Regions from separate parts of the Mus musculus genome. Here region 1 is linked to region 2. Evidence: chromatin loops called from intact Hi-C (ENCODE). Cell type or tissue: left cerebral cortex. All regions are shown on one strand. Links, peaks and the distances in the headings refer to the core of each region. The heading gives the core; the rest is flanking DNA.

Region 1 (4,286 bases), core at 606-3,105, 430 kb before region 2:
AAAGTGCATTCATATATATGAAGTGGAAATTTCTGTTTCTATGGAGAATAGTTTTGTCATGTGATGTTTTTCTGGAAACTGTCTTATGAGCGAATGTCTGTCCTGAAGGACACAGGTGGGAAGATATTTTACTGAGAAGAGACATGTGATGCTTTGCTAGAAGAGACACTTGAGAGAACACATGATGCTTGGAAAAGGGTATAAATAGAACCCAACAGACGGCGGATGATGCTGTGTGGTATTGGTATGTCTTAGTATTCTTTACTGGTCATCGATGTGCTTTGCTGATGATGCTATATGGTATTGGTTCACCTTGCCATTCTTTGCTAGTCTTCATTTGTCATGATTTCCTAGACAGAAATGGATCAAAGAACTTATACTGGTATTCTGGAGGCTTCTTGCCTCTTCTCTGAACTCAGGCCAATTGGCAGAGCCTCAAGGTTTCTTCTGGATTGTCCTGCCATTGCTGATTAGTGAATGATGTTTTCAAGTGGATCCCTCTGTCCCTGCTGATTCTTTTGATATCAGCTTTGGACTGCGATATCCTGACAATGCAGGTTGGATTTGCTCCTAAGAACTATTTCTAAACAGATCCACATCCACCTTTGCTCTATTAATCTTTCCTTTCCACTACCTCTGGTGGGTGGTAGGCTAGAAGGGCGGTTAGTTAAAGCATTTAAGAACCCTTATTAAAAGTATGTTTTGAAAAATCTAAGCCTATGGATATTGACTCTGAAGTTTAATGGCATTGGCCCCTAAAAACATATTTAACATGTCAGTCTTTATTCTAAATATGTCAACAATAGTTGGACAGTAGATAAATGCAGGGTGTCATGTAAAGTGCCCGCTGTGGCTATGTAAGGATGCCTGAGTTGGAGGTGAACTGCTATGAACCATGTTCTTTCATGGGAGAGATAAATATTGAAGAACTTTTCAATATTTGTGCATGTCAGTCCCCAGTTTGTATGCACGCCCTGCTTCTCACATCAAGGCAACAGCTTCCATATCAAGCAATGGTGGGAACCACACTGTCATTGGCTGGTAATCATAGCCCATGCAAAGCAACTACTCTGGGCAAACAAAGTCTAGACATGGTGAGCAGAAGCAGGCTTGGCATGAGAAGACTAAAGTCCCCTTTCCCCTAAGTTTGTCCCAATAACTTGCATATCACATTCAATATTCTGCATGAAATTTGCAAGCATCTGAAAGGTAGAGAGCTGCTACACATTAAAAGGCAGGGAAAATTACCGGCTTTATGAAAGAAATGGCTGTAATAGACATTATTTTTCCCCCAAGGGCATGCTTATCCCTTCAGCTCCGATAGCACCATGCATAGACACCAATAGCCATCCCTTCTTTCTGCCTTCCAAATCTCAGTACTGCCAATGTTAAGTCAGTGGAGAATTTTGTTCCATCCTTTATTGACAGCTGGGATAGCACTTTTAAATTGTTTTGCACTTGTGGATTCCACAAGCTCAGTTTCTCATATTTCAATGTGTAGAAATACCTGCCTCATTTTGAGATTGCCAGGGATGTGATGAGAGCAATTTTGAGGAGTTTCGTCATGTTGCCAAAAGCTTCAAATTCTATATTTTGTCTGAAGAAAGAAGAGAGAGTAACGGACTAGGTTTTCATTCACTTAAGGAATCCACTCATCTTTATAAAAAGCGGAGTCCTGTCTGTCTGTATTTCATTGTTTTATTTTCTAAAACAGGATGGTATTATATTGCTCAGTATTTGTATGAATTCTCATGGTTTGCTTTTTTTACATGCCAATCCAAGTATCAAAACCTGGTGCCCAGGCTAAATTTTCCTTCTCCCTCCCTCCCTCCCCTGTGCTCATTCTGGCACCACCAATGCTGTAACACAGCCCTGTGCTCCGCGTTGTGGCTTCCTGGACCTCCGCAGCAGAGACTTTCCTCCTAGCTGCTGCTCAGCTCAGGCTTCACCTCCTGGAGATGCCAACACAGACCTGTTTTATGATGATTATATAATGATCACGAGTCAAGAATTTGATTTTGAGAGCAGTGTCTTTCTATAGGATTCAGCAATAAGCACTGCAGCCTGGACTTATACAGTCTCTCCTCCAACCTCCTAGCAATGGGTGTTTAGCATTCTCGTTAAATGCCCTGCTGATGTTTAAACACACCACAGAGAAAACACTGTCAGTCAGTGTTCTAAACATGAATCATTTCCAGCTCTGAAAATGACCTTCGGAGACCAAACTGCCTCCACAGTGAGATCATTGCGTCTTATCCTCCTCCTAAAAAATTTATATTAGTGCAGCATCCTGTTTGCTGGATGTCTATGACGTGATGCCCAGGAGAGCAAATGTATTCTGCAGCATTTAACGCTTTTAGATCCTCTGACCTAGTCTGTCTTTGTAACTGTGGATATTAAAACCAGGCAACTGTCAGTGCTAACTCTGTACTGCTGAAGATTAGGAACCTGTATCCTAGGAGTCACTGCACCATGGAGCCTTAACTGTCTTTGGGTACTACTGTGTGCAATGTATGTTCTCTATGCATGTGTGTGTGTGTGTGTGTGTGTGTGTGTGTGTGTGTGTGCATGTGCATTCACCAGGGCACATGCTTGTGGATACCAGAGGAGGATCCTGGATATCCTGGTCTATCATTTTCTACCTTATTCCTTTCCGACATGGTCCATCACTGAACCCATAGCCTTCTACTTTTTCCTAGGTTTAGCTAGCATGTAAGCTCATGGATCCCCTTGTCTCTGTACCCACCAAACCCAGGGATGAGCTTACAGCTTAATTTTTGTTTGGGTTTCATGTACTTGGGTGTTCATGTAAGGGCTTTTACAAAATGAGTTACCCCCAGCCCAGCTTTTAGCTTTTTCTTTGCTGCATATTAGGTGTGAAAAAAATTGGCTCAGCAGATGGTCCAGAGTGCAGGTCTCCTCTTTAGGTTGGATAGCCTCATGCAAGAGATGCAGCCCATTCTAGTCCCTCCCTTCTTATTTCTCAGAAGTTTTCTAGACTGGGATCCGACTGATGTCTCTCTGGAGTGAGATGAAGATGAGTCATGGAAGTAGAGTTCACTGGGAAGAAAGTGAAGAACCCAGAATCTTCTCAGGTGCTTTTATAGACTTCTAGACCTCACTCCAAATCCACAAAATCAAAGTTAGGAGCTCTCTGTCCAGGACCGGTGCCTTCGCTGAACTTCCCAACATGATCCTGACCTGACTCTGGGACAGGCATGCTTGCCCTTCACCATGACCCTGATAGAGACATTTACCATAGCCCAAGTTTGCTTGTCTGTGTGCCCAGACTGAAGAAGCAAAGGCTGGGATTCAGGTGTGTGAGAAAATAGACGATGAAAGAGATATTTTTGTTGTATTCATCAGTGTGATTCTTTGAATGAGAACAGCTCCTATAGGCTCATGTGTTTGAATGCTTAGCCCCAGTTAGTGGAACTCTTTGGGAAAGATTAGGAGGTGTGACTTAGTTGGAGGAGATGTGTCACTGAGAGTGGGCTCTGAGGTTTCCATTCTCTGTTAGCTTTCTTTATTTCTCCGCTCATGTTTGTTGTCTCAACATCTAAACTATCCCTAGCACCATGCTAATCTGCATGCTGCCATGATTCCCACCATGATGATTATGGACTCTACCACCCTCTGGAACCCTGAGCCCCAAATGAAATGCTTTTCTTGGGTATACATGGTGTTTTGTGGCAGCAATAGAAAACTAAGACAACCAACAAACATTTGTTCATTTCACAAATGTTTTTCTTGTTTCTACTGTGTGTGCAGGGTGCTTTTCTAAGTGCTGGGGGCGGGGGCAGAGCAATGGACAAGACAGACAACATTTGAGACCTATGACAATACATAGCATCTCTTGGGACATTTCAGTCATGTGGAGAGAAGCATAATAAACAAATGTATAATAAACAAATGCCAGAAGCCAGGATGCTGATTAGCACTGCATGGAAAATACTGGTTAAATGATGAAGACTGCATTTCAGGAGACACATACTATGAGGGATATAGAAGTAAGAATGGATAGGAGGGCATGGTGGAGAGGGAGAAGGAGCAAGGTGTGCAGGGAAGAAGGAACCATCTTGCAGAGAATGAGACCCTGAGATCAGAAGCTGGGTGTCGAGTCACCTGACCATTATGGCTGCCTGTCCTCCCTTCATTCCCCCTTGAAAGAACGAAGAACAATTTAGGAAGCTACCTGTCCATTTCCTTCTAAGGAAACACTCATCAATTAGACATCATCAAAGATCTCGACACTGAAAACATTCTGATTCCTGCTTTATTCTTTA
Region 2 (4,286 bases), core at 1,101-3,600:
GGAAATTAAGGTTTTATATATGAAAGATTGTTTGACCTTTCATTTGTTGCATTTTCAAATTAATTAATACCAAGAGAATTGCATTCTTCTCCAAAGTTAGTATATCTTTTTGTTACCTAGCCTCAAACAATACAGTAGTGAAATACGAAAAAACATTTTAATTCATCAATGCACTAAGGTTTAGAAAACCTTGGCCTGAATGTCCTTTGGCTGCTAAGCTATTATTGGCTGTGGTCCACATGCAATTGATTTGACAGCAATCTCAATCACAATCATGGGGATGGCCCCCTAACTGGATGAAAGGCAGGCTGTCTGTGCTTAGATCCTAATCTCAACAGTGCCACTGAGGTCTCAAGCTCTGTAATTTGTTCAGGAACCCACATGGAATTGACCCCTGCTTCTTATTGTCATTTCAACTTTGGATGGCTGCTGGAAGCATTTGGAGCCAGCCATCAGCAGGTGTCAGGCATTGCCAATGTCTTTAGTCATCTCTTTCAAGTCTGAAATGAGAACACATGCCACATCTCCCCCTGGAAACAGGATTATTTACTTATAGGTGTCCAGGGCTATGATGCATGGTTGCCCGTAGGTGTTAGTGGGAAGGAAGTGTCTGCTAGGAAGGAACGAGAGAAATTATTTTTGCATCTTCTGACTCCAATGAGCCTGGGGCTTGGGTGAGACAGGAGAGGCAGTCCCTTGGGTACACCCGTTTGTGTGCCAAATCACTCAGCAACTTAGCCTAAGCACTATTTAGAATAAAAACACATAAGAAAATTTATGAGGATACAAGCATTCAAATAAGGACACGATCAGTGCAGGCTTCCACTGAGCCCTGTTATGGCTCCAGGGCCTCATAACACCTTCATCATTCCCTACACAGCATGGTCATCATTGCACAATGTTCATCTTTATAATATTGTAGCAACATTGTTTGTCTCGGTCGTTACGTTTGGGAGTACCCTTTATGTATTCTTGTCAGGGTGAAGCCTTCAGCATTGCTCTTATACCAGCCCTGTTTAACAAATTGATTTCTCTTATCAGAGAAGAAACTTCCTAGGACCCCCCAGCTTGTAGTGGTCTGTGTATTTTCTGGTGTTCCTGCTTGTTGAATATCCATAGAGTGTCTTTTGTCCTCATGGAACACAGCCATCTTTGCTTTTGTATCTGAACCCTGGTGAGTCTCTAAAGGACACTGTACCTTACATTTCACACAGGGTATTTTCTGAGAAGACTCCTTAGTACACTTTTTGCTAAATGGCTGGGAAGACACTCTATTAAACAGACCCAGAGAGTAGCCCAAGCAGATGATTCTCAACTAAATGTGAGATGTCAACAGGGACAGTGGTAATTCCCCATTCTTGTGTTTTATATATTAAAATGAATCCAGAGTGGCTGGAAGTGCCAATGGTTATACATGAACAACTAGGGAGAAAAGAGTGATCCGTGGGTAATTGTCAGTGCCTTATGGAAGGGATAATGGGAAAATAGCTAAGCATATTCTTAAAGAACCCAAGGCACAAAACTGTGTACAGTATAATTAAACAATGTTAAACCCAATACAAAGTAATTTACCCTTTCTACAGCTTAAATCACACTACATCTTTGATCTGATTAAATAGTGTTTGATGTTGATAAGCTATTTATTTGAAACCTCTTAAGCTGGTTTTCCCTCAAGGGACATGTTAAAAGCAAGATATTTCTCAGTGGAAAAGCTTTAAAATGCAATTGGGATAATCCTTGTGAGTATGTGATGCTCTCTCAAGAAAGATCTATGTAAAGAAAAAAAAAAAAAACTCACCTACATTTTGAAGCCTGATTGGTGAACTGAATGGTACAAAATAAGTTTGTATTAGAGGCCAGATGCGTTATTCACACCGTTTTTTATATGATGCAAGTTTCTTATTCTCAAGGTATTTGTGCAAAATTGCTCACTGTCTCTTCTGATTTAATTCAGCTTTTGAAAGCTCTTGAAGTCAATGTTTGGAATTTAGAGCAAAAAGAAAAAAGGAGAACATATGGAAATAATAAATTTATACGGTTGGTTATTAAAGATGCCTGCTATGAAAAAAATTTAACTTACACAGCAGTGAGAACTGGGGTGGAAACTCTGTAGTGAATGTCGCACGTGTTTGTCATTACCATCCTTATTTAAGACTTCCCTTCCTCCAAAGCCAAACATGGACATCCTAGGGATTTTTTTAGCAACCAATTTTAAGGCAGCCAATGAAATACTGTGTTTTCTCTAGCTCTATCTTGCTACATCCTGCCTACTTCCATATGCCCCTTTTTTCCTAGCCTCCCGAGATGCCTTTTTTTGTTTTTCTTTGATTCAGCCACCCAGTGCACAAATTAAAAATAGTTTTGGCTGCAACAGAGTCGCTGACCCTTCGCAGCACTGTGGCTCTTGGCAAGGGCCATGTAGCTGTTGCTTGAGGGGCATGGGTGGGAGCGATATGGTTGGATGGTATTCCGTGGTTTGCTTTGTAATTCTCAGAGTCTCCAGTTTTCTCTGCCTTCATACATTTGTGAAGCTTTGGTTGATATCGCCAAGCATTTCACACTCCAAGTGAAGGGAAGATATCTCCCTAAGGATGTGTAATTCTGTTGTGCAGCCACAACTCGACTTTGAGCAAAGTTAAAAATATTTCCGTGTTCTGGAGATATTTTATTTTTTCAAATAACCCTACTCTCTGACTTTCCAGAACTGTCCACATCCAAGTAATATGGTTCAGACTTATTCTTACCCTGCCTGAGAATCATGACCCCTGCCTTCCCGCTGCTGGAATTGGGGGAACAGTCCCTAACTGTGTAATGTGCAAATCAGTTCACAACTGCAGCTGCTTCTTGCTCTGTTTGTTTTTCATAGTCTGTGCGTTAACCGTTGGGTGTGTGTGAATAGGGTGGGGGCTTTGATCAGATAAAGCAAAACACAAGTCATCTCTCTGCAAGCCATGAGAGTTGGCTTTGTCCTGTGTGTTTTCATTCACACACTAAAAGGTTTACTCCCCTTATAGCCAGAGACCAAGCTTCTCTGACCACATGGCCTCATCAGGTTGTCTGTGCAGAGCATATGACAAGGGAATCTCATGAATGTGTAATGAGCTTTGGAGTACTACAGTCTTGGTGGTGAGATTTCTAACAGTGTATGTATAGAGACTCTGGGATGGAGAGATGGCTCAGCAGTTAAGAGCACTGGCTGCTCTTTCAGAGGACCTAGATTTTATTTCCAGCACCCACATGTTATCTTGTAACTGTCTTCCTGACTCCACAGGGATGGAAGATACACAGGGATATGGTGTACAGATAAATATGCTGCCAAAATTTCTACCTACATAAATTAAATTAATTAAAAATACTAGACTGGATTTTTTTTTCTTTTTTCTTTTTTTTTTTAAATTATTTTATTTATTTACATTCCAGCCATTGCCTCCCCTCTGGTCCCTCCTCCCACAGTTCTTTATTCCAGTTTTCCACCCCTTGCCTCTGAGAGGGTGCTCCCCACCACTAGGCATCTCTGTTCCCTGGAGTCTCAAGTCTCTTGAGGATTAGGCACATCTCCCACTGAGGCCAGACCAGGCAGACCTCTGCTATGTATGTGCCCTGGGCCTAGGATCAGTGTATGCTGCCTGGTTGATGGTTCAGTCTCTGGGAGCTCCCAGACATCTGGGTTAGTTGAGACTGCTGGTCTTCCTATGGGGTTGCTCTCCCCTTCAACTTATTCAATCCTTCCCCTAATTCAAGCATATTGGTCCCCAACTTCAGTCCAATGGTTGGATGTAAGTATCTGGGTCTGTCTCCATCAGATGCTGGTAGGGCCTCTCAGAGAACAGTCATGCTAGGCACACATCGGTAAACACGTAATAGCATCAGTGTTAGACCTTGGTGCCTGCTCCCTCCATGAGATGTACCACAAGTTGGGCCAGTTACTGGATCACCTTTCCTTCAATGGACTGGAAATTTTATTGTATTCAAAACTAAGATCACTTGATGAGACAGTAATAGGGAAATCCCTAGGGGTCACATAAGATATTTTATCATTTCTAACCTGGCATTTCTTGACTGAGCATTATAGGTAGCTGGATAAAAAAATAACCATTTCTGATTTAACTTCACCTATGCACCACACAAATCACCTAATATTTTACATTTATCCAGCACTGGAACATACTGAAGTGACTAGGCAATGTGTGGGCTAGATCTCAAAATCAGAGCGAGTGGATGAGCATGCGTTCTCTGAAGTGTCTCAGTTTCCCTTTTAGATAGACTGAACTGTTAGCAGAGGTTAT

Evidence for each region. Peaks named below come from ENCODE experiments on the same cell type or tissue, not always from the same donor. Only the 100,000 strongest peaks of a DNase experiment are listed, where the experiment ranks them.
Region 1: a loop joins it to region 2, with 3 times the contacts of the local background. A loop is called at or near these places in 14 of 42 quality-filtered maps.

What each region holds. Positions count from the first base shown.
Region 1 is chr15:31,997,772-32,002,057 of GRCm38, forward strand. No RefSeq gene overlaps it. Among named protein-coding and RNA genes, the nearest start is that of Gm32499, 160 kb to the right of the region's middle. In left cerebral cortex, for the core only: no CTCF peak of the experiment used is centred there; DNase peaks (open chromatin) are centred at 2,057 and 2,252.
Region 2 is chr15:32,430,862-32,435,147 of GRCm38, forward strand. The region is part of intron 3 of Sema5a (sema domain, seven thrombospondin repeats (type 1 and type 1-like), transmembrane domain (TM) and short cytoplasmic domain, (semaphorin) 5A); the gene reads left to right. Among named protein-coding and RNA genes, the nearest start is that of Sema5a, 190 kb to the left of the region's middle. In left cerebral cortex, for the core only: a CTCF peak has its summit at 2,613; DNase peaks (open chromatin) are centred at 2,285 and 3,017; H3K4me3 peaks cover 443 bases; H3K27ac peaks cover 691 bases.